7 separate regions of the Homo sapiens genome follow, and all the other regions are linked to region 1. The links are chromatin loops, found by intact Hi-C in ENCODE. Cell type or tissue: CD4-positive, alpha-beta T cell. All regions are shown on one strand.

Region 1 (4,000 bases):
GTCAGGATTTTCAATAGTCTAAGTAGTCTGTATCTTGTCCAAGGTTACAAGAGACAAAGAACATTATATATTGAGAAGAGATTCAATACAGCAAGAATAAGTAGTTATAAACATTTAGCACTTAACAGAATATGCAAAGCAGAAAGGGAGCGAATTGGAGGGAAAAGTAGTTCTACAATAATCGTCGGAGACCTCAGTCCCCCACTTTCAATAATGGAAAGAACAACCAGACAGAAGATAAGAAAGGAAATGAGAGGACTTGAACAACACAGCAAGCCAAGTGGACCTAACACACACCACCAGGCCCCCAGTGCATTTCAGCTGAGGCCTCTGGACACGAGGCCCACGACAGGTGTCTTAGTGGGCCCACGACTGCTGTGACAAATTACCACAAACTTGCTGGCTTCCAACAACACACGTTTATGATCTTACAGTCCTGGAGGTCGAAAGAGTAAAAAGAGGTCTCACTGAGCTGAAATGAAGCTGCTGGCAGGGCTGCGTTTCTTTCCGGAGGTTCGTTGGGAGAACCTAGTCCCTTACCTTTTCCAGCTGCTAGGCAGAGGCCGCCCTGTTCCGTGGCCCGTCCTCCATCCCCAAAGCCAGAAAAACCGGGCTGAGACCTCCTGGTGCTGTCGGCCTTCTCTGTTCTCTGTTCTCTCTCTTTCTTTCTCTCGCCTCTCTTCCTTATAAGGACAGGTGATTGCATTGGGCCCACCTGGGTGACCCAGGCTAATCTCCTTACCCATTAAGCTCCCCATCCTCAGCCTTTTCTTCTGTCAGATGGAGAATATAATCCCCTAGTTTTAGGGAATTTTGAGGAATAAATCGGATTACTAAACTGTGAGTTCCTTGAGTCAATAAAGATTAACTGAGCACTTACTGTGTGTAAGGCAACTTTCCTAAGTGCTAGGGATACGACAGTGAACAAAACACACAAAAATGCGTGTTTCTGTCTGTGTGTGCAATTAATCTACCTTAATTCCATCCGCAACTGTAATTCCCTTTTGCCATGTAAGGGGACAAATTCACAGGCTCTGGGGAGTAGGATGTGGACACCCTTGGGGCGTTTATTCTGCCTTCCGCAGTGGAGGACTGCAGACGCTGTGGGCGAAATGTTTGGAGCTGGTGCCATTAAAACCCTCTGCAGTTCCCGCTCAAGGTGCAACTCTCAAGTACTGGCACCTGGGTTTGCGGCCACGTGAGGCTCTGAGCAGCATGGGCCTTGGGGACACTGAAGATATCAGAGGCCCTAGAGGTATGTGTGGCTTCCCAGGTTAAAGTTGGCACGGAGAGAGAAGAGCGTGGCAAGTCAGGCAAACCCGGTGAACTCCCTTTGTCAGCCTTCCTTCCGTCTGCCACAAGGAAGGCCTGTACCAGAACCCAGGGCCTTCTGGGCTGAGAGGCCGCAGCCTGCATTGGAAGGCCACTGAGTCACGGACGTGGGAAGATGACCATCGGTGTCCGAGACGCGAGTATAAAGCCAGGCGCTGCCACTCACCAAGCTGCGCGATCTCGGGCGAGCAGCGCTTCGCCAGGCTCGGCCCACGGCGACGCCACAGTGCCACCTGCCGGCCGGACGCCCTCGCTCGCGCACCCCGCCCTCCTCACTCGCGCACCCCGCCCTCCTCACTCGCGCACCCCGCCCTCCTCACTCGCGCACCCCGCCCTCCTCACTCGCGCACTCCCCCGCCCTCCTCACTCGCGCACTCCCCCGCCCTCCTCACTCGCGCACTCCCCCGCCCTCCTCACTCGCGCACCCCGCCCTCCTCACTCGCGCACCCCGCCCTCCTCACTCGCGCACCCCGCCCTCCTCACTCGCGCACCCCGCCCTCCTCACTCGCGCACTCCCCCGCCCTCCTCACTCGCGCACTCCCCCGCCCTCCTCACTCGCGCACTCCCCCGCCCTCCTCACTCGCGCACTCCCCCGCCCTCCTCACTCGCGCACCCCTCCCTCCTCACTCGCGCACTCCCCCGCCCTCCTCACTCGCGCACTCCCCCGCCCTCCTCACTCGCGCACTCCCCCGCCCTCCTCACTCGCGCACTCCCCCGCCCTCCTCACTCGCGCACCCCGCCCTCCTCACTCGCGCACTCCCCCGCCCTCCTCACTCGCGCACCCCGCCCTCCTCTCTCGCGCACCCCGCCCTCCTCACTCGCGCACTCCCCCGCCCTCCTCACTCGCGCACCCCGCCCTCCTCTCTCGCGCACCCCGCCCTCCTCACTCGCGCACCCCGCCCTCCTCACTCGCGCACTCCCCCGCCCTCCTCACTCGCGCACCCCTCCCTCCTCACTCGCGCACTCCCCCGCCCTCCTCACTCGCGCACTCCCCCGCCCTCCTCACTCGCGCACTCCCCCGCCCTCCTCACTCGCGCACTCCCCCGCCCTCCTCACTCGCGCACCCCGCCCTCCTCACTCGCGCACCCCGCCCTCCTCACTCGCGCACTCCCCCGCCCTCCTCACTCGCGCACCCCGCCCTCCTCACTCGCGCACTCCCCCGCCCTCCTCACTCGCGCACCCCGCCCTCCTCTCTCGCGCACCCCGCCCTCCTCACTCGCGCACTCCCCCGCCCTCCTCACTCGCGCACCCCGCCCTCCTCTCTCGCGCACCCCGCCCTCCTCACTCGCGCACTCCCCCGCCCTCCTCACTCGCGCACTCCCCCGCCCTCCTCACTCGCGCACCCCGCCCTCCTCACTCGCGCACTCCCCCGCCCTCCTCACTCGCGCACTCCCCCGCCCTCCTCACTCGCGCACCCCGCCCTCCTCACTCGCGCACTCCCCCGCCCTCCTCACTCGCGCACTCCCCCGCCCTCCTCACTCGCGCACCCCGCCCTCCTCACTCGCGCACTCCCCCGCCCTCCTCACTCGCGCACCCCGCCCTCCTCTCTCGCGCACCCCGCCCTCCTCACTCGCGCACTCCCCCGCCCTCCTCACTCGCGCACTCCCCCGCCCTCCTCACTCGCGCACCCCTCCCTCCTCACTCGCGCACTCCCCCGCCCTCCTCACTCGCGCACTCCCCCGCCCTCCTCACTCGCGCACTCCCCCGCCCTCCTCACTCGCGCACTCCCCCGCCCTCCTCACTCGCGCACCCCGCCCTCCTCACTCGCGCACTCCCCCGCCCTCCTCACTCGCGCACCCCGCCCTCCTCTCTCGCGCACTCCCCCGCCCTCCTCACTCGCGCACCCCTCCCTCCTCACTCGCGCACTCCCCCGCCCTCCTCACTCGCGCACTCCCCCGCCCTCCTCACTCGCGCACTCCCCCGCCCTCCTCACTCGCGCACTCCCCCGCCCTCCTCACTCGCGCACTCCCCCGCCCTCCTCACTCGCGCACTCCCCCGCCCTCCTCACTCGCGCACCCCTCCCTCCTCACTCGCGCACCCCGCCCTCCTCACTCGCGCACTCCCCCGCCCTCCTCACTCGCGCACTCCCCCGCCCTCCTCACTCGCGCACCCCGCCCTCCTCACTCGCGCACCCCGCCCTCCTCACTCGCGCACCCCGCCCTCCTCACTCGCGCACCCCGCCCTCCTCACTCGCGCACTCCCCCGCCCTCCTCACTCGCGCACCCCGCCCTCCTCACTCGCGCACCCCGCCCTCCTCACTCGCGCACCCCGCCCTCCTCTCTCGCGCACCCCGCCCTCCTCACTCGCGCACCCCGCCCGGCAGTGCGGCCCGCACCCGCCCCCTCCCGAGCACCCTGGCGCGCACTTAGCCAGTACCTGCGCGTGCACCTCGGCGTTCAACGCGGCCTTTGCGGCGGCTCTCCCCTTGGACCTGAGGCTTCCCGCTTCGTTCTAGAGTGAAGGCTGGAAGAGCCCAGACAGGAAGGTGTCAGCTCTGTCCCACACCCAGGTGGCCTGTGCTGTCCCTTAAGTACAGCAGCAACAACGTCACCTGGGGAGGAAAGCTTCATGGAGCTCACCAGATTTGCAGGGGTGAAAGATGGAGGGAGGAGGGGAGTTGGATTCCTATACTAGTTTTTATCTGGATAACTTCTGAGCCAAGCACAGC
Region 2 (4,000 bases), 950 kb before region 1:
CAAAGAAACTCTTTACATGGGACTGAGTCAGCTGAAAGGCTCTTCTTCCTTTCTGCTGCCTGGAACACAGACATGAGAGCTGGGTCTCCAGCAGCCATCATGTAACCATAATGCAATTCTGAAATGCAAGTTCCATGGTAAGGAAGTTGGAAGAGACACTTAGGAAGAACGTGGGTCCCTGATGGCCCTGGAACCAGCCCTTCATCCCTGGATATTTTTTCTTGGATTTTTTTTTCATGTGAGAAAAAGGAAAATCCCTATATTATTAAAGCCCACCATTTGGGTTTTCTGTTATATGTGGCCAACTTAATCCTAAGCAGCATAGCTGGCTGTTGGCCATCGCTATGACAAGAAGAGCAAAATTTTAACTCAAGTGGAATAATGATCTCATTTTTGTATAAACGGAGCAGCACAGACATAAAACTCTTATCACCATCTCTGTTATTTTGACCTTAATCAAATAACCTTGATGCGCTGTGCTCAGGTTTATAGTATGTTAAAAAACAAAGACAAAAACTAGCTCTGGGATGGAATAAATGGAGTAAGCTCACTGATTCATTGGATGATGAGGTCCTACTAGGGAAGAGAATCTCTTTGGTACAAAAGCCCCGTGGAGCTGCCATCCTCTGGTGCTCATAGGTGTTAGTTGTGTCCTCACATCTACTGAGGAAGGCACCAACACTCAGAAAGATTGAGTGACTGAAAAAGTCCCTGGGTCACCCAGACCTGGAAGATACTTGGTCAGGCCAGCACTCAAATCAGGCAGCAAGAAGTCAGACTTTGTTTTAAAGTAAACAAAATGTCACTCCATATAATCAGTGAATTTTGCTCATAATACTTCACACCCCTCAATACCACCACCGGCAAGTCTCAGTGATGTGAGAAGTTGTTTGCAGACTTTCCAATCTCCTTCAAAATTCAAGAATTCTGAATTTTGAACCACACTTCTTGGGGTTTCAGTTCAATTTACTCCAGACAAAACATACTTCCTGGTTAAAAGGAAAATTGTTTAAGGGGTCTTACAAAAGAAAGGGTTCAGGAAGATTCTTGGACACAAAGTGGTTCTTGCTAAATAATTGTCCTGAGATAAGCCTAAGAGAATCAGAAACACACACATTGAATTTCCCTTGAAATTCACATGGGTATACCACTGTCGGGAAAGGGGGCTTAGCAACATGCATTTTGCCAAACCCAAAATGTTTGAAAAATGATTTGAGTATGTGCACGTTTGGCAAATCACTCTTGGGTTCATCTATCCTAGCCCCACAGTGACAAGACTTTCCCCCTGCCCTTCATCCGGGACCCCCTGTAAAGGAGCATTAGTTACCCAAGAATCTTCCCTTGGATTTTTGCCATGCTGTGAGTCCTGGGGTGGAGACCAAGGTGGGGGATGGAGGGGTTGTCAGAATCTGTGTTCTCATGGGAATGCCTGGGGATCCTCTTGCAGTTGTGTCTTTGTGTAATGAGAGTTACTCAGGCAGCACTCTTGAGGTTCCCCTGTAATCAGAAAGCGTCTATAAAGCACATCATGTCTTATAACATGTTTAGGCAGACAGGAAGCCTGTTATGTATGTAGCAGAGAGGAAACCTATTTATGTATATTTTCATCTAGTTTCATATGGCATTATGGTGATTCTAAAACACTCCACCCCCAGGGGAATAGATTAATTAGTGACCTATAGTATTTTCATACCTATAATGTCCTTTATTATTGAGCATATCTGCAAGCACTGAGTTTGCATCACATTACACTCTATTATACATTACATTGTATTATATATTATATTATTTGCAAAGATAGTTCATCAATTAAGAGACAATGAATTGGATATGGTGTATTTTCCACCAGTGAGAGTAAATAAACATGAATATTAGGAACAAAACATGGGATTATAGACTTTATAAGGTGCATGTCAATGTGCATCTTCTATATTCCATGGATACTTCAGCTATCATGAATTTCAGCGCATTTTTTTTTTAATCCCAGGAAGTCCTAAGCTTTTCCACCTGCTTACAATGTCCAGAGATTTCACTGCACTTCTCCTGTTGGCCACTAGATGTCACAGGACCAAGTTGAGTAGGAAGTTGCCACTGAAGTTCCTTCTATGAGAGAAGCAGGTATTTCCCAACTTAGCAATAAATGGCATTGCAAGAGCTTGTTCACAGTACAGTGCCCAAAACTTCAGTTGCACCACAGACATGATGCTAGAACTGGTGATTAGTGCCCAGGCTAGCCCACAAAAGCCTACTCGCTTCTCCATAAGCCTAAAATGGGTTCCTAGCTTTGAGATCAAACAGATGTGGGTGCTGTTCTCAGCTCAGGGAGAAATTGGGCCTAATCTTTTTCAACCACTGTTTCCTTTTCTGAAGATGGGAGTAGTAATTCCTGCTCAGCAAGGGAGTCATGGGGGTAGGTGAGGTGGAGGTGCGACAAGTACATTTGCAAGAAGATAGACAAGACGTCACTGCTGCCTGACCCTTGATGAAGCTCACAGAAAGCACCACCCAGAACCTTGTCCTACTGGCTGTGAGGCATCACCCCTGAGCTGGCTGCTCTGTTGGGCCCTGGGTGCCCACCTCATCCCCATCCCTACCTGTCCCTCTCACAGACAAGACAACCCAGACCCCCCAATAGAAATTTGCAAAGGAATTGCAAAAGGATAAATAATGGCAAAGGATAAGTGTGTATGAGCCTAGGAGTTTAGCCTTGCAGGCGGGTAGACTGGGAAGGATTCCCACGGGGCATTTGCCAGCCTCATTGTTTCATCTCCCTTGGTCACAGATTCCTCGTCTGTAGAAGATGATGGTTCCTCCTTCATGGGATGAGAAATGCAACTGAGATCGCTGATGTGACAGGGCCAGCCCCTGCCTGGCGTATGGTGGATGCTCGGTTTATGTCACTTGAGAGACTTTCTTGCTAGGGAGATGGACTTCAGTCTCTTCCTTCAGCCCTGGCCAAGAAGCCTCCAGCTGGGCGGGCAGCTTCTCAACCCTTCTAGAACTTTCTTCCCGGTCTTCTCTCTGATCTGTGCTACAGGCGGCTTTCAGCAGCTCCAGACTCTTCTCTGGCTCATGCCAGGCTCCATTCCCCCAACACCCATCCCTTCACTTGTATTTATGCTTCACTGCAACACAGCAGACACTTTTGGGGCTTCTTCTAGGAATCTATCTGGCTTTGGGTTTCTGAACACCCAACTCTGCCCCGACTCGCTTCTCTCTCTCCTGTTTCATTAGCCATGTATCAGGGCTGATTCTTCTCAGTCTTTTTAGTTTCTTCCCCATGCTGCCTCTCAGGCATTGGTGGGGCACTGGCAGCACTGTGTAGACAAGGATCTTGACTCTCATCAGAATGTCCTGATTGATTAGTGATGTCTTTCGTGGGCACAGGATGCAGGCAAGCCCTAGAAACTGGCCTTCTAACGTGGTGACATGCACAGGGGTCACCAGGGATCTTGTTGACAGGCAGGTTGCATTCATAGGTCTGATGTGGGGCTCAGGGTTCTGCCCTTCTAACAAGCTATTAACAAGTATCTAACAAGCTACTAACAAGTATCTAACAACAAGCTACCAGCAAGTATCCTCCCTAGACTGGCAGCATGAGCATTTACTGGGAGCTTGATAGAAATGCAGACTCCCAGGCCCTGCCCTAGACTTATTGAGCCGGAATCTGCAGGTTGACAAAAGCCCCACCCAGGAGCTTCAAATACACATCATGGTATGAGAAGGGCCACCAGGCTCTGGTCTGGCTAATACCTGGCCTCTTAGGAAAAGCAATCCCTGCCCCACCAAGAGCCCACCTTGTCAGAATGGCTGAAACGAGCTCCTCTTTTTCTTGTTCTCTGTTTATTTTCAGGGTGGAGATGACATCACCTTCTACTGTGAGACCAAGGATAGCCCAATACTGGTCCCAGTCAAGATCCCAACTGCCCCCACTGTTTAGAGGCTCCTTACAGCTATACCCAAGGGAGTGTTTTTGAAGGATTTTAATCAACACACTTTT
Region 3 (4,000 bases), 1.3 Mb after region 1:
CTTTAAGGATAATTTCTAAGGTGTTCATTAAGTTCAGGAGTCCCCTTGACACCAACCTAGACAAGTAAGCTTTCTTCTGTCCAGAGGTCGGGAGCTGGCCTCACCGTCGCCCTACCAGGACACTGTCAAAGGCCTTCACCAGCAACCAAAACCGGCAGGGTTGGAGAGGGTGCTTCAATGATAGAGAGACCTGTAAGACCTTGCTACTGTCCCTCCCAGGAGTGAGGCAAAAGCTTACTGGCCTCACCAAGAAAACAATGCAAAAAATAGAAGCCAACTTCCATACGTGGTGATTCTGCTTGTTCCAACCACATCTCCCTCAAATCTCCATCTCTCTCTCTGCCTAGTATCTTGAGATCTGAAGGCTGGAAGGGCCTGTGAAATGACCTAGGTCCACCCTGTAACTCAAGGTCAGCAGGTGTGCAAGTACCCTACCCACCCAACTTTCTGAGATGCCACCCTGGCCCTCTGCACCAGGCCACTCCGGAGACCACCAGGCAGCCGAGTCCAGCCTGCAGATGCTTCCTCCTCAGGAACCCAGCTCCAAGAGGGTTTAAAAGCACACTACAGACATAAATCGGTGCCAATGAATTATTCATTACATCTTATCTATAGGGAACTTATGGAACAAAGTCTCCATCCACAGGGATGAGGTGATCTTGACACAAGGCCAGACTCACAAATTACCCTTCCAGGAGTTCTAATTTTTTTTATTCACCTCAATGTGCAAAAAGCCTAATCAAACAATGATTTTAAAGATAATTTTATTGCTTTCAAGTTCCATGCAGCAGTAACTGGTGTGATAAAATGTTTTGGCTAGCAGAGGTGCAATGATCAGATGAAAATAAATTTGTTGTACAAAGAAGTGCTTCAAAGTGAATGGCGAGTATCCCTTTAAGAAGTCTTCCGTTTCTTCAGCTCCTCCTATGCACCAGGCACTGGGCCACCTCCTGGGAATTCAAAGATAACCAAGGTACCATTCCCCTCCCCAATGGTGGGGGAAAGCAATATGGGGGAGATGCCCAAATAGGAGGTATAGCAAGAGACCACAGGAGCTCAAGTCAGTGCAATCATTCTGCATGCAGAATCAAGGCCAGAGAGAGGGTGAAATTACAGCTAACTCTTAAAGGAGCTTGCCAGAGGGCAAGCTGGTAGTATTGTTTGCTATTCCAAGCAGAGGGGCTTCCACCTGCCAAGACAAAGAGACACGAATGAGTACAGCCTGAACTGTTCAAAATGTCTGGGAGGAAGGGAGGCTGAAGTTCTCTCTCAGACAGCCAAACAAAGATTTCCGAATTAAAAATAATAAAAGGCAATCATGGGGAAACAGGTTTAAGGCTTTTGACACGTAAAACTGAATAACCAGCTATATATTTTGTGTAATCTCAGCAAGAAAGATTCTGAAAATATCAATAAAACATGAAACAAAATACATAAAATTAGCTAGCGAAATATAGACGGTGTGGGACCTAACACAACACTGGATGTATTTATTCTTATTCTCTGTGAGTATTTCTGGCTGGCGAGCATCTTAACCACATAGAATAGCCAAAGGGGAGAGAGAAGAGAATGAAAGTGTTACTACCTGTTTAAATAGAGCAATGGAAGGTAAATCTTGCTGTATTTTTCCAAATGAAATCAGTAGTGTTTTTTTAATCTCTAATCTCAAATATTTTGGAGCTTTAAATTTATTAAAGTCCTGTAAAATTATCTTAAAACTCTAACTGTAAAAGACACACTAGGTGTTAACAGCTCTGCCATGGAGTTGCAGTGCGCCTGTCTGCATCACTTAGGAAGACCCTAATTCTCTCAGGACAGCTCGCACTGACACAGTAGAGTAACCTTAATCCAAAACTGTAGCCCAGTGATTTCTACAGAAGTCTGTAGTATCCACATTTTCTTGCAATCAGTCCCCAGGAAGCAAGCCAGAGAGTGGGTTGGGATCGCTATCTTCCTCCTTGGGGCACTATTAATTCAGTCACCTAATATGCTGAATTTCCCTTCTGGCCACTAGATGGAGCCTATGCATAGGCGAGATGGGCAAAGTGCACACTGGACACCTCTCAGGTGTGAGCAGAAATTGACAAATGACAATATTAAGGGAGAAAGTGTAATAAACAGATCTCTGAAATGGAAGGCAAACTGCAGGGGGATGACCATCGTTTACTGAAAAAAAAAATCACAACTGTTTAATAAGCAACATGCCATCTTGTTAATAAACACCTTAGCAAAATAAAGTTTTATTATACATTTATTGAGCACCTATGTGCCAGGTTCTATAACATATTTAAATGGCAAGGACAATCAAACATCAAGTAAGCCTTATATTTCTATCCAAAGAACATCTCTGTTCGAGGATGTCACAACCCTAAGAACAGTAGCAGTTGAAGTCCAAGGGCTTAATACCAGGTGCCAGGTTCTATTCTAGGCACTTGACATGTGTACGAATTTGATTTCTATGAATGTTTAAAGTAGATTCTATTAAAATTATAATTTCACAGATGAGGAAACTGAGGCACAAGAAGATTAAATTATTTGCCTGAGAGCTTAGCTACTGAAGAGCTGAGATTCAAACCAGCCACTTTGGCTCCATGGTCCTAATAAAATTACAAGCAAGGAACAAGACAAATCACTGTCAACCAGCAAAACCGTGGGTTATGAACTCAAAAGGAGTAATGGGAAAGTAGATCTATACAAGTTAGGGAAATCCCAAAAACCTTCAAGAAGGAAGAGGAATTTGACTTGGAAATGTAAAGATGGCATCTCTGACCTATTCAAACCACAGAAAAGGCATATGGGGGAAAGGAATCACCTGACTTAGCGTGCTGCCTTTTGAAAGTTATGATCTTGTCCCTATTTTACAGATCCACCTGGAACTTGGAAATTATTTCAATTTAAAAAACCTATTCTATTTCCTCACAATTTTTCTGACTTTGGTTTTCTAAACCTGTTAGAAAAGGTTTTCATTCTGTTGTTTAGTGAGAAAAGGAGAAATGTCTCCCCCAAATATTTTTAAGTCTCCGCATTTCTATCAAGACTCAGAAAAGTTAATAACTTTAGGACCAAAGAACTAATTGGCAGCTAAGGAGAAACTAAAGCTATGGTGACCTTCCTGTGTTCTTAAGCGGCACTTTCTGCTATTCAGTATTGAGGATGGAAGGAGAAGTAGCAGAGTAGTGAAGAGGAAAAACATTCTCAGCTATGGAAACAGCAGAAGCAAAAACTTGAAGACAGGCATAACACAGCTTCCTTTCCATCAAGCTAATGCACAGATGCTGGGGAGTACCAGGAACTAACAGTGGATCCCTACAGCACAGGATTACTAAGGACCTGTTTCATTACTTGATTCTAAGGACCCTGGACTTGATCCTAGGACCACAAGAGGCACGTTCTGAGTATTTGGAGCTGGCAAGTCCATCAGACTAAGGGAATGGTACAGGAACTGGTTCAGAGGCCAACTCAGCATGTAGTCAGAGTCAATGCAGGTCTGCACTGGACCAGGCTGGATCCCGGAATAGGGGTCAATCTGAGCGATTTCAAGTGACTCAGTGAGATCGAAAGGCAACATTCAATTAATGAGTCTCCCCAGAAAAGGACAGGCTGCAGAACTGAAACTGAACAAATTCCATCCTGAGCCAATCTCTGTTGCTGAAAATTTTACTGAGGTGCATGTGAGAAAGAAAATCCCAATTGTATCACCTGACGAAGAAAGGCTACCATAACAAAAGTTCTGTACCTACGACTACACGATATCATGTTGTGACCTAACATATGCAGTGAACTCATTATCCACAGAAATCAGACAACAGAACTAAGGGAAGCCTCACAGCAGATCTCCCTCTGCTGCTACTGGTCTCTGTGTTCATTTGTTTTCGTGGCAATCTGTGCTTCTCTTTAAAGTCCTGAGTCTGTAAGCTTGTGTATTATCCCACTAAAATGAGACTCAGGGAAATTAGGTAAAGAGAATAAATACAGGACAACACAGATAAATGTGGACACA
Region 4 (4,000 bases), 1.4 Mb before region 1:
CATGTCTCTGTACTCCAGTCTGGGCAATAGTGCAAGACCTCATCTCAAAAAAAAAAAAAAATCGTATAACTTAATTTTGTGACTTAACCTTCCTCCCGTATTTTCCTGATTGTTGAGAATGAACTGTGTTCCTTTCCTTGTGGACAAGGTCCATAGCATCCTTCAGATTCTCAAGGAGATGCTTGACTACAAACATAAGACAGCACTGGTCCATGGCCATGTCCTTTCTGAAGTGTGTGAAGTATTCAACCCGAAATACATATTTATAGGCAATGTGTCTCATGATAGGTGCTGTTAGAGAAATTAGAGTTGTATTTAAAGCTCTTTGCAAAGATGAAGACTACTGGGCTTATCAGTTATTGAGAGAGGTATGTTAGAATCTCACAGCATGGTAGTGGATTTGACTATCCCTGAAGTTCTGTCGATTTTAGTTTTGTATATTTTGAAGTTGCCTTATTTGATACATACAAATTTTAAATTATTCATATCTTTCTGGTGAACGGAAACTTTTTATTATGTTGTGACCCTCGATCTCTATTAATGCTGTTTACCTTGAGGTTTCTTTTACCTCGAAACAATCTTTGTTTTGGTTAGTTATATGCATGATAAATCGTTTTCCATCCAAAATTTACTTTCAGCTTGTCTGTACCTCTTGTAGTTTAGATTTCTCTCTTAAAAACTGTATGGTTGAATTTTTTTTTTTTTTTTTTGAGATGGAGTGGCTGGAGTGCAGTGGCGAGATCTCGGCTCACTGCAACCTCTGCCTCCTGGGTTCAAGTGATTCTCCTGCTGCCTCAGCCTCCCGAGTAGCTGGGATTACAGGTGGGCGCCATCACATCTGGCTAATTTTTGTATTTTTTTTTTTTTTAGTAGAGACGAAGTTTCACCATGTTGGTCAGGCTGGTCTCGAACTCCTGACCTTGTGATCCACCCGCCTTGGCCTCCCAAAGTGCTGGGATTATAGGCGTGAGTCACCGCGCCCAGCTCTGGTTGGAATTTTTTACAATCCAGTCTGAAAGCTCTTTTAAGTGAATTATTTATATTTAGTCTGTTTACATTTAATGTAATTACTGGTGTGTTCCAGTTTGTCTTCTCTCTGTTCTGGGGCTTCCTGTCTGTCCCACCCGTTCTTCAATCCGTTTTCTCTCCTTTATTGTAGATGCTCTCCTTCTGTCATTCCATTTTTTCTTCTGATGGTTTAGAAATTACTCTCTTTCAATCTTGAGTTAGCATCGTAGGAATTAAAACACACATATTTATAAAAGTTTAAAATTAAATGTTAAGATCACTGTACCATGACCTTCAACATTTAATTTTAAACTTTGACACCTTTACCCTGCTAAACAATACAGTACAGTGACCTTCAACATTTCAGCAGCCTTCGGGTTGTTACATATTTATTCTTTTTTGAAGCCCATCACTACATCGCCATTACGTTTTACACTGTGTATGTAACAAATGTTACCACTTTGTTCTTTATTCCTTTTTGGATCATCTTCAGTGGGGGTAAAACAGTATCAAGCTCTAGAGCTCCCTCTGGTGGTTTTTGTGACATATTTGAAGATGGCAGCTTGCTTTTTGAGAATTTCTGGCTCTGCTCTCCCTGTTTTTATCTGTACTTTTTTTTCTCATTGTGCCTCTTGCACACACACACCCCTTCCCCACCATCTACCCAATTTGCGCCTGTTCCAGCAGTTTCTCTTCAGGGCAGGGCCGTGTTGGGACATGATTTCTATTAAGAGTGAGGGCCCAAATTGCTCTTGCCCCTGCAGCCCTTATCACAGACCCCTGTAGTCATTATTGGAACATGCTGGTCTTGGGCCTGCTTTTCTCAGTCACTGGAGTTCTCCAGTTTGTAAGACGGCTCCTCGCCTCCCCTCTGCTTCTTCCTGTACAAAGGCCGTCACCCTGCAAGCCTTGTTGCTCTCAACATGGGTTGTCTCTACTTGTTCCTATTTTAGAGTTACTGCAGAATGCCTTGCCATCTAGCTTGGTTGTAGCTGGTAACCATAGGTTTTTGTTTTTTTGCTATCCTTATTGCACTATGTTTTATGGAACAATTGGAGAAGATTAAAAATTCACCCTGCCCACTGGGCGTGGTGGCTCACGCCTGTAATCCCAGCTCTTTGGGAGGCCGAGGCAGGCAGATCACGAGGTCAGGAGATCGAGACCATCGTGGCTAATACAGTGAAACCCCGTCTCTACTAAAAATGCAAAAAAAATTAGCCGGGCATGGTGGTGGGCGCCTGTAGTCCCAGCTACTTGGGAGGCTGAGGCAGGAGAATGGCATGAATTCGGGAGGCGGAGCTTGCAGTGAGCCAAGATCACGCCACTGTACTCCAGCCTGGGCAACAGAGCGAGACTCCGTCTCAAAAAAAAAAAAAAAAAAAATCACCCTGCCTTCTTTCCATTAATTCGATCATTTTTAAGCTATACTATTCCTTGTCCCTGCAAATTTTATTTAAAGAGATTTTCAGGGGCAGCTAGGATAAATGTACCTTCTTTCAAAAGACAGTATACCTTTGTTGTTCTTAGACGCTGAAGCTGGCGCTAGCAGGAAAGCCCACTTACACCAAGATTCTGGCTTGCAGTTCCCAGTGTGAATAGGTTGCTCCAGAGTCCCATCAGCTTTGCCATTGTTTTCTTTTCCAAATCATGGCTCAGCAGCCACTTTGAGATTCCTGTAGGAAAGCAATTTCTTATCTCCTGCTATTGAGACAGAAGCTGTTAATGCCAAGATTTTAAGAAGCTCCCATGTATTCATCGGTAGAAATTATTTAAACATTTGTGATGTGCTAGTATTGGGCTTGTTGCTAGAGAGTAAAAATTCAGTAAATAATGAAAAGACAACTTGCTTCAAAAGCACTCTCCATTTCAGAATCTCAAAATAGCGTGTGGTATTCGCGTTCTTACCTGTGGCTATTGCTTGACAGGGTGATCTGGACCCTCTGGCATCTCTCAAATCGCTGACTTACCTAAGGTATGGGAATTACATATTGTGACAAAATGAAGCCCTTTAAAATAACATTACTTTTACCAGCCTTGACCTTAATGTAATCAGATAATTAAAAAATGTGGCACATATGCACCATGGAATACTATGCAGCCATAAAAAAGGATGAGTTCATGTCCTCTGTAGGGACATGGATGAAGCTGGAAACCATCATTCTCAGCAAACTATCGCAAGGACAAAAAACCAAACACCCCATGTTCTCACTCGTAGGTGAGAATTGAACAATGAGAACACTTGGACACAGGAAGGGGAACATCACACACCGGGGCCTGTTGTGGGGTGGGGAAAGGGGGGAGGGAAAGCATTAGGAGATATACCTAATGTAAATGACAAGTTAATGGGTGCAGCCCACCAACATGGCACATGTATACATATGTAACAAACCTGCAAGTTGTGCACATGTACCCTAGAACTTAAAAGTATAATTTAAAAAAAAAGTGCCTTTTACAAAGAAAGATTGAATATATTTCCTTAATGTTAAATTGTTACAATGTTGCAATGTGAAGAATGTGAATGTTCCCTTGATTTATAGGTTCCTTAGACTATTCAAACAGACCTCTTGAGTGCTGTGCCATGAACAAGTTTGCCATTGTGTCATTCCTTTTCTTGTAGTATCCTAAGAAATCCGGTAACCAATAAGAAGCATTACAGATTGTATGTGATTTATAAAGTTCCGCAAGTCAGAGTACTGGATTTCCAGAAAGTGAAACTAAAAGTAAGTAGTAATCTGTTGCTTGTGAGCCATTATAGAGTTGTGTGTTTTTCTTTATATTTTTGTTACTGATTATTAAAATTGTCTAAATGAGTAAATTTTACCATTAGTTTGTAATAAAAGTGGGAGGGAAAATGTTACATCACATTTTTTTCTAATAGCAGAGTTTATGATAGAACTTTTAAGTTGGAGCTCTCTTATGTAATGCTGGCTATTCCGAAGTTCGCAAAGTGCTGAGGCCACGGTGAGCAGTCTTAACAGTGGATTGTCTGCCT
Region 5 (4,000 bases), 670 kb before region 1:
GATTAGGTTTTAACAGATACACTTCATTTCCCATTAACTTAGTTAATAATATAAAACTCACAAAAATGGGAACATCTTACAACATATAAGTGAAATAATTTGGGATAAGTATTCATGAAGCTTGATTCATGAAACCCTGACTCAATCAGAATTGAGTTTATTTCTTGAGTAGAAAGAGACTTTGTCATTGGAAAAATGCCCCAGCACCACTGCAGCAATTCTGATTTAGCTGGTCTCTAGGGAGTCCAAGGCTCATGGGTTTTTCCTAATGTTCCAGTGATGTCAGTGTCAAGGTCAGATTCCAAGGTCAAGGACCACTGCCCAGGAGGCTGTGTCCTGGCCCATAAAGCACTTGGTGGTGGAGAGAATGAGCAGGTTATGCTCTAGTTGGCAGCAGGCAGTGTTCTGGGCCAGCAGGTTGTGTCTGGGGATCTTGGTGTAATAAAGAGGGCCACCATAAAGACAGATGCAGCACAGTTTGGAGCCCATCATTTGCCTTGTTAGCCCAACTTAGTTCAGCTGTACCTGGCAGAAAAGGCGATGGGGCTGGGTAGAGAAATTGTATTTCAGACCTTGGTCATCACAGCAAAAAGAACGCCGAAAGAAAGGAAGCTAACTGGAGGCTTTTGAGTTCCTTATAGTTCTTGCCCTGGTAATTTAAGGGATTTTGGTCTTCTATGGTATTCTACCACAGCCATTTTAAGATGGTGCTTCAGTGTGTGTTGCTTCTGTCAAGTACGTTGTCAGATGTGTCATACGGTAAAGACTGAATGAGCTCAGAACTTAATCCCTGCTATGGATACTACTGTTTATAATTCTTTGATACTACATTTTTATTATAATTTAAAATTCACAACTTAAAATATTACATGGTGTTTTTAAAGTTTTTTGAGATCAAAACGGTACTAAAATATACTTTGGGACTGATTTTAGGATTGTTACATATACACTACTAAATTAATCTTCAGCCAGGAATGTATTCCACAAATATAAGTACCTACTGTGTATCAAATGCTGTGCTAGGAGCTAGGGAAGAACCAAGCAGACAACTCTAAATCATAAAAATCATTGCACAAATCGTTAAAGTATAATTGTGACACATTCTGTAAGACAGGGCACCAGAGCTGGAAGACAGTATCACCGGAGGACCTACCCCTGCCAAAGAAAGTCATATTTAAGCCTAAAACAAAAGGGAAAGTGGGTGGAAGGAGAAGCATTGTATCAAGGCCCAGAGGCTGGAAGGAACCTTTCAAGGTTAATAAATAAAGACATATTGACATCTTCCTACTTGAGTTATACAGGTGTTTTCACATATAAGCCATTTAATTTTTGCAAATCTTTGAGTATGCTACTTGGCTGAGGTAGGTAGATAATCTCGTTTTATCAATTGAAAAATCAGATCTTGTCTGTGTACAGAATTTAGGAGTTCAGTAAAATCTAGACAGTATCACATCTATAGACAGTTCCTCAACGCTACCCTGCCACTGGTGGCGGGTTTGTGGGGGCAGATGGAAAAGGGACAAGGCATAGACTGGAAAAGGGGAAGACTAAGGAAAACCTTTCAGTGAAATATTTCATTCTGAAGTACCACTTAAAACATACAGTTATAATTTAGCAACTAAGTATAGAAAAGTATTCATATTGATACACTGGATAATTTCCATTTATTTTAAAAATGCTTAGCATTAGCATATAAAAACCTAAGGAGCTGAGATTCCTCATCAATAAATCAAGTAGATTGTGCAGTGGTTCTCAAAATGTAGTCCCTGGTTCAATTCTTGGGCCCTCCCAGACCCACTAAATCAGAATCTCCAAAGTGGGCCCAGCCATTTGTGTTCTAATAAGCCTTCCAGGTAATTCTGATGCTACGGTTTGAGAATTATCTCTAAATTATCTCTTGAGATTTTTTCTAGTATGAACACGTTATGATTCTAATGTCCAGCATTAATTTGTGCTATGTTTAAAAAAAAAAAAAAAGATTTGCCTTTGGAGTGGTCACATAATAGAGCTACTTGAGAAAGATACTGTTGCCAGTAGGCCAGGTCAGGTTCTTCGCTTCTCTGCACAAAAGAATTTGAAAGGGAGACCACAGTGAAAATGTAGAAGGTTTGTTGCAGAGTGAAAGCAAGTGCACACTCAAAAGAGGAGCCTGGATGTGCTCAAAAGAGGCGTGTAATGTGGTCAGGGCTCGCTACGCAGACAGGCATGATGAAGGCACAAATATTCTATGATGAAAGGAGAGGGTTTCCAGGAAATGGGTGGGCAGTTCCCAGAATCAGGGCGCCACCCTTTTCTTGACTAAATGTGGTTAATCTGGAACTGCCATAGCTTCAGGTACGTGGCAGGGAGTGGGCGGTTTCCCCAGGGAAGTTTTATGGTAATGGGGCATAATGCAGCCAAGAGTATGCATTCAGTCAAGTTTTTGGCCATCTTGGATTTAACCAATTGCAGCAGGCTTCCTCTGTTACATTCTTATCTGTGCCTGGTCCCCAGGTAGCCCTTTCCCATTGGCACAGCTGCCGGCATTCACCTATGCAAGCTTTTACTTGTGTATCTATGCTTGCAGCTTGATTTTTCAGGCCGCTTTTTGTTAGAAAAGAAATGATTTGGGGGCTGCTTTTTATTAAAAGGGAAACCTTGCCGAGGACTCTCTTACCCTCACTATCTGTCTAAATAATTTCTAGCTCCTGTATCATCAGGCTGTTACCAGTATATCACTTTGACAGAAAAATGCATTTAAGCATTAAGTCTTTTATCTATAACTTGATTGCCAGGCTTTTCCTTCATGCCAAAAAAATCTGGCCTGTTTCAGAGTCCTAAGACAAGAGTTTAATAGGAAGACAATTTACAAACACGTGACAGAGTTTGTATTCTCACTATCTCAGAAGTAACCTGGAAACTTGTTAGAAATACAAATTACTGGGCCCCACCCCAGAACTATCTTATGGGAAGCTCCTAGGATAGGGCCCTGCAGTCTGCTTTCATAAACCTGTCTAGTGCATGACACAGTTTGAGTACTATTGTTTTGAGGAAAAGGAAGGATGGTGTAGCACTCCAAGGCCAGTAACCGCCAGCACCCCCTTTAGCCCTGAAGGTAAAGAGAGCTGGCAGTTCCTGGAGCTTGAAAGTCCAGCCTGCCTTCCGCCCCTCCCACTCCAAATCTCCTGGAGTCTGTTGGGGCACAGAGGAGAGTGAAGAATGGAACTAAAGGGAAGATACTGGCACATGGCATGCTGTCGGAAGATATCTGCCCCACTTCTTTTAATAGGGGAGGGAGGTGCTCTTGTCTAACCAGACCCATTTTATTTTTTCTGTGAAAAGTGCAGTTTCGATTGGTGGAGGGAACCAGAATCCTGGAAGACAGCCTGGGTTTGGAGGCCTCAACTTCCGCGACAGTTGTCACTGCATCTTCATTAATGGAGCAAAATAGATTAAGTAGCCTCTTGGGCTGTGGTCAGATTTGAACCAACTGTTGTTGAATTAGGGGAAGGCCTACTATTGACTTTCCCAGTCTATTAGTCTATGTAGTAGCCACATCATATAAAGAAACTAGTAATTTTTTTTACTTCTAATATTGACCATGAAAATAGATTATTTTTGTATTCTGAATTCAAACATAGACATATCTTTTTAAAGATAACCACAAATTGTTTTCCAAAGAGGATGTGCCGTTTTTCATTCTCACCAGCAGTGTAGGAGAGATCTAGTTTCTCAGCATCCTCCCCAGCATTTGGAGTCATTTTTAGCTCTTCTAGTAGTGGTAGTTCACTGTAGTGTTAATTCATATTTCTGTAATGGCTAATATGGTTAAGCATCTTTCTGTGGGATTATTTGCCATCTTTATATCCTCTTTGGTGAAATGTCTGTGCATGTCTGATCCATTTTGTAATTGAATTTTTTTTTTTAATGTTGAGTTTTGGGAGTTCTTTATATATTCTAGGTACTAGTCATGTGCTTTGCAGATATTTTTCTTTAAGTCTGTAGCTTGTCTTCTCATCTT
Region 6 (4,000 bases), 1.3 Mb before region 1:
CAGGCCTGGGTGACAGAGCGAGACTCCATCTCAAAACAAAAACAAAACCCCAAGTAATCCAATTAAAAAATGGACAAAAGATCTGAATAGACACTTCTCAAAAGAGGACATACAAATGGCCAACAGGTATTTGAAAAAATACTCAGCATCACTCATCATCAGAGAATTGCAAAGCAAAAGCACAACGAGATATCACTTCAACTTCACCCCAGTTAACATGGCTTTTATCAAAAAGACAAAAAATAACAGATGCTGGCAAGGAGGCAGAGAAAAGAGAACTCGTACGCTGTTGTATAAATTAGTACAGCTATTATGGAGAACAGTATGGTGGTTCCTTTAAAAACTACAAGTAGAACTACCCTACGATCCAGCAGTCCCACTGCTGGGTATATACCCAAAAGAAAGGAAATCAATATATCAAAGATATGTCTTCAATATCCCACACTTATTGAAGCACTATTTACAACAGCTAAGATATGGAATCAAAAGTGTCCATCTATGAAGCTGGGAGCAGTGGCTCACGCCTGTAATCCCAGCAGTTTGGGAGGCCAAGGTGGGCGGATCACTTGAGGTCAGGAGTTTCAAACCAGCCTGGCCAACATGGTGAAATCCAGTCTCTACTAAAAACACAAAAATTAGCCAGGTGTAGTGGTGGGTGCCTGTAATCCCAGCTACTCAGGAGGCTGAGGCACGAGAATCACTTGAACCTGGGAGGCAGAGGTTGCAGTGAGCCGAAATTGTGCCACTGCACTCCAGCCTGGGTGACAGAGTGAGACTCTGTCTCCCCCCCAAAAAAAAAGAAAAAGAAAAAGAAAAAGTGCCCATCAATGGATGAATGGATTTTAAAATGTGGTACATATTCACAATGGAATATTACACAGCCATAAAAAGAATAAAATCTTGTCATTTGCAATAACATAAATGGAACTACTAAGGACATGTTAAGTGAAATAAGCCAGGCACAGAAAGACAAATATTGCACTCATATGTGAGACCATTTTTCTCATGGAGATAGAGAATAGAACGGTGATTACCAGGGATTATAAAGAGGGAATGATTAATGGGTACAAAAGTAGAGATAGATTAGAAGGAATATGATCTAGTGTTCAGTAGCACAATAGGGTGATTTAGTTAATAATTTATTGTGTATTTCAAAGTAACTAGAAGAGTAGAATTGGAATGTTCCTAACACAAAGAAATGATACATGTTTGAAGTGACCAGTTACCCTGATTTGATCATTACACATTGTAGGTTTGTATCAAATTATCACATGTACCCATAAATATATATGACTATTACATATCCACAAAAATTTTCAAAATACAGAAAAAAAAGTTTGCAGTTTTAGGAGAATTGCAAAGAAAACAGAAGTCTCAAAGAGGTCAGCAGCCCCTCATGGGGAGGAAGAGGGGCTCATTCCCTTTGCATTGGTGTTGGGGGGCTAATGAAAGCCCAGTGATGTAAACAACCTCTCTGACCTTTAACCCTGGCCCCTCCTCCCACTGCCCCAGATTCTATGCCCACCAGCCCCCATGGGACAAGATTTGCCGGGCTGAGGGAAGGCACTCTGATGACCTTTTGCATTGTGAGCATGTTTGATGCTGTGGGAGGCAGTGTGCCCAAGAGCACCCCAGACAACTCCGGATTTTGTACAGCCACATAGTGCTTATTTGGCTCAGACTTCGGCAGCAAGGACCTGCGGACAAGCTGTCCTGGGTGAGCTCCTCTGCAGCTTGAGATACCCATGCAGATGCAGGAAGACAAAAGCTTCTCAGCTAGCATCTACAGCCATGCGCAGTAACTTACGCTGGCTGACAGTTTGCATCTGTTGGGAGATAACTGACCCATTTCTCACATGAAAGCAGAGACTGTGGCTCTCAAACCACTCTGGGTATCAGAATCATCTTGGGTGCTTGCTAAACCTACCTACTTCCCTCAGAGTTTAGGGGGAGTTTCCAGCCGACAGCTTTTAATTCAACTTCTCTCATGTTACAGTGTCACCAGCTGGAGAACCACAAATCCAGAACCAGGGTATCACCTTGGAAAATGCTGGAATAGGCGATAATTAGAAGTAGGTTATTATTAACCATAAAGTAAAATGTCTGACCATTGTTCTTTAAGTCCAAGGTTAAACAGAAATCCTCACTTCGCAGGAATTAGCTGTGTACCACAAGAGGGTGCCATTGTCGCAAAGTTGTGGCACTGCCCTTCCAGCCCTTTGTTATATTCAATACGCTATCCAAGGAAATTTTGAAAATTATTTTTCTATGTTAAAAGGCTAAAAAAAGACATGACACAAGGCTCTAATATTATGGAAGGTCCGAGAATAAAGTACAAGGAGGAACACATATAAAACAAGGGAAATAAGGCTGGGTGCCGTGGCTCACGAACCTGTAATCCCAACACTCCAGGAGGCCAAGGCAGGAAGATCACTTGACCAGCCTGGGAAACAGAGCGAGACCCCATCTCAAAAAAAAAAAAAAAAAAAAGTTAGGCCTGTAGTCCTAGCTACTTGGGAGGCTGAGGTGAGAGGTTGGCTTGAGCCTGGGAGGTCAAGGTTGCCCTGAGCCAGGATGACTCCATTGCACTCCAGCCTGGGTGACAGAGACCCTGTCTTTAAAAAAAAATCATGGCCGGGCGCAGTGGCTCACACCTGTAATCCCAGCACTTTGGGAGGCCAAGGCAGGTGGATCACCTCAGGTCAGGAGTTCAAGACCAGCCTGGCCAACATGATGAAAACCCGTCTCTACTAAAAATACAAAATTAGGCGGGCATGGTGGCAGGCACCTATAATCCCAGCTACTTGGGAGGCTGAAGCAGGAGAATCACTTGAACCCAAGAGGCGGAGGTTACAGTGAGCCAAGATCACGCCTTTGCACTCCAGCCTGGGCAACAAGAACAAAACTTAGTCTAAAAACCACAAAAAGGGCCAGGCACGGTGGCTCCCGCCTGTGATCCCAGCACTTTGGGAGGCAAACATGGGCAGATCATGAGGTCAAGAGATTGAGGCCATTCTGGCCAATATGGTGAAACCCTGTCTCTACTAAAAATACAAAAATTAGCTGGGCGTGGTGGTGCACATCTGTGGTCCCAGCTACTGGGGAGGCTGAGGCAGGAGACTCGCTTGAACTGGGAAGCGGAGGTTGCAGTAAACTGAGATCGCGCCACTGCACTCCAGTCTGGAGACAGAGCGAGACTCTGTCTCAAAGAAAAAAGAATATGTGATATATACATAAATATATATATATATATCACATATACTATATATATATATAAATTATATATATATATACACATCAGTGATATCAATGATATTTATCAGTGCCCAATTGGGAAATCTTGCCCACACACTTCAACTGCCCTCATTTTCTCCACCCCCCATTAGGCCATCACTTTTATTTCTTGTGCATCCCTCTAGTGTTTTGTTATAAAAACACTAGCAAACTTCTTATTCTTTCTGCTTTCTGTTTTGTGCCATTTCAGTAGAGAGAGCGCCTCCTTGCTGTGGTTTACAGCTGCACAATAGTTCATTCTCTGATGGGTGCGCCTTTGTGTATTTATCCATTCCCCTATACATGAACACTGGGGTCTGATCTTTTACTATCACAAACAGTGTCGCAGAGAATAACCTCGTTCAAGTGTCATTTTGTACTGGTATGGCTGGAGGACAAATCTCAGAAGCAGGACTGTGGGGTCGAAAGCAAATGCACTTGTAATGTGTAATGTTGACAGTGAGCCACGATCACTCCACCGCACTCCAGCCTGGGTGACAAAGTGAGACCCTGTCTTTAAAAAAATGGAAATAAAAATTCACACTTATATTCAAACAAAACCGCCCTCCCAGTGGGTTTGTATGACTTTGCTCTCCCGCAAGCATGTTGGGAAAGCCTCTATTTCCACAGACTCCTCCGAGTGAATATACATACGGTGATTATTTTGAGTTCCTAGAGAGGCCTTAATTGCCAACTTTGGATAACAACATTTATCACCCATGAGGTG
Region 7 (4,000 bases), 1.1 Mb before region 1:
TGGAAATGTCAATTTCAAGTAGCCTGCGATGGAGAAGAAGGAAGGCAGGCATCAGAATAAAGAGGGAAAACACCAAATTTACATATTTTTCTATAAACCAAGAGGTGTATTTTTTTTCTTTTTCTCCCCATGCAAGGTTAAAGAGTGTGCATTGAAAATGTAGTGCATATGATTTTTAATTCTTTTGAAGAACTCTTACTGTGTCCTGTGTAGATAAAGACAAACCTCTCATCGGTGGGCCCTGGCTCCACTGACCAACAGGGATTCGAATCCTTCGCAGGCATGTAATAGCAAAATGAGTAGGTTCCCTGAAAGCTGCTGAGACCACAGAGCAGGGCTTTGAACCTTCTGGACCTGTCCATCTGGCCCAGGTGAAGGGCCTCACTTGGACGGCACTTGCTTTTTAAGTTCTGGTGTGCAGGCTTCTTTCCCGTTCTCACTTGGGAGTCCCATGGATTAATGCCTACCCCAAGCTCTTTCCAACATTCTTGACTCTTGCTTCACTTAGAGCCTTGGTTTTTCATTTTAAAAATCGATTCAACCCTTTATGGAATGAGGACTTGCAGTTATGTGTCCAAAAGAAATCAGGCCAGGTGCGGTGGCTCATGCCTGTAATCTCAGCACTTTGGGAGGCCGAGGCAGGCGGATCATGAGGTCAGGAGGTCAAGACCATCCTGGCCAACACGGTGAAACCCCGTCTCTACTAAAAATACAAAAATTAGCTGGGTGTGGTGGCATGTGCCTGTAATCCCAGTTACTCGGGAGGCTGAGACAGGAGAATTGCTTGAACCAGGGAGTTGCAGGTTGCCATGAGCCGAGATTATGCCACTGCACTCCAGTTGGGCAGCAGAGTGAGACTCCGTCTCAAAAAAAATAAAAATAAAAATAAAAAATAAAGAAATCAACTAAGGTCATTCCTCCTTCCATGCAAGCTCAGGGGTAAGGCTCAGGTCTCCCTCCAAGGCCTCCAGAAGAAGCAAGCCTGGACTGCCCACACTGTCCACCTGCTGCCAGAGTCCTGCAGAGTTAACCCTTTCTCTGAGGCCCTTCCCACTTTCCCTGGAAGGCAGAGTAAAAGCTGGTGCCTCAGAGCCCCATTGCATCCACCAGTGTGGGAAGGTTTGGCTGCCCTCATCTGATTCCTGGGCAGGACCAAGACAAGCATCTCAGGCAAGCATTCGCATGTCCCCGGGTGAGCTGTGTAAACTTGGGCCAGACAAATGATCTCTCTAAACCTCTCTGTTTTAACCTGAAAGGGAGGCTTGCCTCAGGGTAGGCAAAACTCCTTCTCCTATTTTAGCCAGAACATTTTTCCCCCAAAACCACAAAATACAACCCGGGAGCATGTGCAGGAGCACAACGGTGACAGCGGGGTCACACACGGCTCCGGTCACACCCCGGGGAGCCACCTGGAACAGATGATTTCGTCCGATGACTGCACGCCAGGCAGCTCCCCCAGGTGGTTGTCGGAGAGGTTCAGCTTCCGGAGATTGATGAGGCCCCAGGGGATAACCGAGGGGAGGGTCGCCAGGCAGTTGGCAGAAAGGTCGAGCTCCGTGATCTGGCAGGAGATGTCTATGAGCCAGTCTAGGTCTACCCAGGGCAGTCTGAGATGGGACCATTTCACACGGAGAGCCTGGTGGTGGAAAGAAAGGAAAAGCACATGTGGAGGGTGAGTTCAGGGCCCACATGGGCTTGGAATAAAGCAAGGGTTAATGCAAATGCGCGTCTGTGTGCCTGCTCCAGCCCGGGTCCCAAGAGGCCTGCACATGTCCTTCTCGGCCGCCGGCACCTGCCACGGTGGTGGGTGCAGAAGAGCTACCTGTTCCCATCGGCACCTGCGTCTCACAGGCAATCTGTGCACAGCGCCTGCAAGTCACCCTCCAACCTCCAGAGGGCGCCGGTGGGCGCGGGCTCAGTGCCGCCCCTCAAGAGGCGGCTCACAGGGAAGAGCGCGGCGGGATTGTCCACGTACAGAGGAGACCGCTGAAGCGTCCAGGCGCCTCCCCCAGACTGGAGAAGAAAGCTGACTCCCAAACCCAAGTCTCTGACCTCCCTTCAAGGCGGCCTTTCCTGTGATCAGAGGAGCTGCCGCCTGCAGCTGCCCGCACCGCGCCAGGGTGCTTGGTGGACAGGCTGCTTTCAGAGCGAGCCTGAGATACAGACAGACGATGGCCACACAATATATAAAAAACAGAACTCTGGCCCACGACCCACAGTGACCTGCCTAGGAAACCAACCTCTTTATCTATAGCAAACAGCCCGGGAAGCCAGTCTCTTGCAGGAGGCCAGCCTCTTTTTTTTTTTTTTTTTTTTTTTTTTTTTTTTTTGAGATGGAGTCTCGCTCTGTCGCCCAGGCTGGAGTGCAGTGGTGCGATCTCGGCTCACTGCAACCGCCGCTTCCCGGGTTCAAGCGATTCTCCTGCCTCAGCCTCCTCAGTAGCTGCACCACCACTCACGGCTAATTTTTGTGTTTTTATTAGAGACGGTGTTTCACCATGTTCGTCGAGCTCAGGCTGGTCTCAAACTCCTGACCTCGGGCAATCCACCCACCTTGGCCTCCCAAAGTGCTGCAATTACAGGCATGAGCCACTTCTTATCTCTAGTAACAACCCAGGAAGCTAAGCCATCATTTCCGTAAAAGTCAGTCTAAAATGGCCAGGACTTGGTTAATAACTGACCGATTCTCTAATTTTTGTCCTCACTTTCCATTTAGGACCAACCCGAGAGAGCCAACTTTGCACCCCTACCAATCCCATAGGATGCCCAGCCTGCAGCGAGGCCCCCCAGCTTCCCCACGACAACGGCCTCCCGGCAGGAGGCCCCGGAGGCCTTCCCTTTGTCCCACTAGAAAGCTCCCGCTCCTCTGCCAGCCTGTGGGTCTCTGCCACACGCAAGTCCTGGTGGCTGGCGCTCTTGCCGTTGAAGTCCTGCTAAACAAAATGTCTTTGCTCCACTCATTTCTCACTGGTCTTCCTTTATTTCCACCAGAGGGAGTCAGAAGGGCCAGCGGTTTTCCGGCATGGGGTGGTCAAAGGGACCTGGCGAAATATATGGGAGCAGGACTTTGCTCTTTCTTCCTGATTACCGAAGAATATTGGGCTCAATCAGGTTTCTGGGGAGAAGAAATCTGCTTTTGGGTCTGTTTCTTCGAAGCAACTGGAAATCCGTATTGGAAAATTAGAGGAGCAGAAATATGAACAAAAATTAGTGCTTCGCAAATGGGAAAATGTAACAAGCAGAGGCTACGAGAAAGGTCCCAATAACGTGGGATGAATTCCTCAAAAATTGGCGGCAGGTGACGGGCATCCCTATTTGGCCACCAGATGGCGATGAGCGCCTGTCTTTAGCTCCTCCTCCGCCCACTCCAGGAGTTTGGAAAGACTGGGCCTACGCCCCTCAACACTCCGTCCGGTCTTTGAACCAGAGGAATGAGGGACTCTGTCGCTCTGTCTGTCTGTCTCTCTGTTCACATGGATGAAAAGGGAAGGGCGGCACTGGATCTTAGGCCAGGAGGGTAGATTCTGAGCTGATTTTTTAAGACAAGTCACTCAATTGCCCTGGGCCTGTTTGATTGTTACTATTTTACTCCCCACATTTTAATTTTGAAAAATTTTTTAAATTTCAGAAAAGTTGCACTAGGACACAGTGAATACCTGTGCACTCTCCACCTCGACTCACTGATTGTTAAAACGCTGTCACATAGGCTTTTGCCCCTCTTTCTCCACACAAATACACACGCTTTTTATGTTTTGATGAATCATTTGCCAGTAAATTATACATCGTGATGCTTCACCCGTAAATACTTCAGCATGTATCCCTGAAGAATAATATTTTTCTACACAACAGCCGTATAATTATCATTTTCAGTAAGTGTAACATCAATACGATATTATTAAGTTCACAGCCCATGTTAGAATATTCTCAATTATCCCAGAAATGTGGTTTATAACTATTTTGTGTCCTGATCTGGGATCCCTTGACAATTGCATGACATTGC

Evidence for each region. Hi-C counts contacts between places; a loop is a spot of excess contacts. Peaks named below come from ENCODE experiments on the same cell type or tissue, not always from the same donor. Only the 100,000 strongest peaks of a DNase experiment are listed, where the experiment ranks them.
Region 2: a loop joins it to region 1, with 15 times the contacts of the local background. A loop is called at or near these places in 7 of 110 quality-filtered maps.
Region 3: it touches region 1 in a loop (5-fold over the local background); 5 of 110 quality-filtered maps call a loop at or near these places.
Region 4: it touches region 1 in a loop (7-fold over the local background); 2 of 110 quality-filtered maps call a loop at or near these places.
Region 5: it touches region 1 in a loop (5-fold over the local background); 24 of 110 quality-filtered maps call a loop at or near these places.
Region 6: a loop joins it to region 1, with 6 times the contacts of the local background. A loop is called at or near these places in 3 of 110 quality-filtered maps.
Region 7: a loop joins it to region 1, with 26 times the contacts of the local background. A loop is called at or near these places in 8 of 110 quality-filtered maps.

The regions. Positions count from the first base shown.
Region 1 is chr15:99,926,057-99,930,056 of GRCh38, reverse strand. No RefSeq gene overlaps it. Among named protein-coding and RNA genes, the nearest start is that of LYSMD4, 190 kb to the right of the region's middle. RefSeq lists a silencer at 1,618-1,677 and an enhancer at 1,399-1,693. In CD4-positive, alpha-beta T cell, a CTCF peak has its summit at 1,532 (motif pointing left); DNase peaks (open chromatin) are centred at 486, 1,536 and 3,695; H3K4me3 peaks cover 1,114 bases; H3K27ac peaks cover 1,034 bases.
Region 2 is chr15:100,871,320-100,875,319 of GRCh38, reverse strand. It overlaps GCAWKR (gastric cancer associated WDR5 and KAT2A binding lncRNA), which reads right to left. Exons shown (of 4, transcript NR_160703.1): 4 at 1-1,497. Among named protein-coding and RNA genes, the nearest start is that of ALDH1A3, 6.5 kb to the left of the region's middle. In CD4-positive, alpha-beta T cell, CTCF peaks have their summits at 1,859 and 2,063 (motif pointing right); a DNase peak (open chromatin) is centred at 2,079.
Region 3 is chr15:98,657,419-98,661,418 of GRCh38, reverse strand. All of the region lies in intron 1 of IGF1R (insulin like growth factor 1 receptor), which reads right to left. Among named protein-coding and RNA genes, the nearest start is that of IRAIN, 8.6 kb to the right of the region's middle. RefSeq lists an enhancer at 1-146 and a silencer at 1,965-2,259. In CD4-positive, alpha-beta T cell, CTCF peaks have their summits at 1,825 and 2,026 (motif pointing right); a DNase peak (open chromatin) is centred at 2,008.
Region 4 is chr15:101,286,636-101,290,635 of GRCh38, reverse strand. SNRPA1 (small nuclear ribonucleoprotein polypeptide A') reads left to right here. Exons shown (of 9, transcript NM_003090.4): 4 at 2,934-2,980; 5 at 3,626-3,728. Among named protein-coding and RNA genes, the nearest start is that of SNRPA1, 6.6 kb to the left of the region's middle. In CD4-positive, alpha-beta T cell, CTCF peaks have their summits at 1,328 and 1,529 (motif pointing left); a DNase peak (open chromatin) is centred at 1,525.
Region 5 is chr15:100,595,244-100,599,243 of GRCh38, reverse strand. All of the region lies in intron 1 of LINS1 (lines homolog 1), which reads left to right. Among named protein-coding and RNA genes, the nearest start is that of LINS1, 4.9 kb to the left of the region's middle. In CD4-positive, alpha-beta T cell, no CTCF peak of the experiment used is centred here; a DNase peak (open chromatin) is centred at 2,243; H3K4me3 peaks cover 2,753 bases; H3K27ac peaks cover 4,000 bases.
Region 6 is chr15:101,256,499-101,260,498 of GRCh38, reverse strand. No RefSeq gene overlaps it. Among named protein-coding and RNA genes, the nearest start is that of CHSY1, 6.5 kb to the right of the region's middle. In CD4-positive, alpha-beta T cell, a CTCF peak has its summit at 2,179 (motif pointing right); DNase peaks (open chromatin) are centred at 2,178 and 3,495.
Region 7 is chr15:101,006,473-101,010,472 of GRCh38, reverse strand. LRRK1 (leucine rich repeat kinase 1) reads right to left here. Exons shown (of 34, transcript NM_024652.6): 7 at 1,410-1,636; 8 at 1-23. Among named protein-coding and RNA genes, the nearest start is that of LRRK1, 89 kb to the right of the region's middle. RefSeq lists enhancers at 1,887-2,216, 3,195-3,489. In CD4-positive, alpha-beta T cell, CTCF peaks have their summits at 1,888 (motif pointing right), 3,111 and 3,318 (motif pointing right); DNase peaks (open chromatin) are centred at 1,892 and 3,342; H3K4me3 peaks cover 1,241 bases.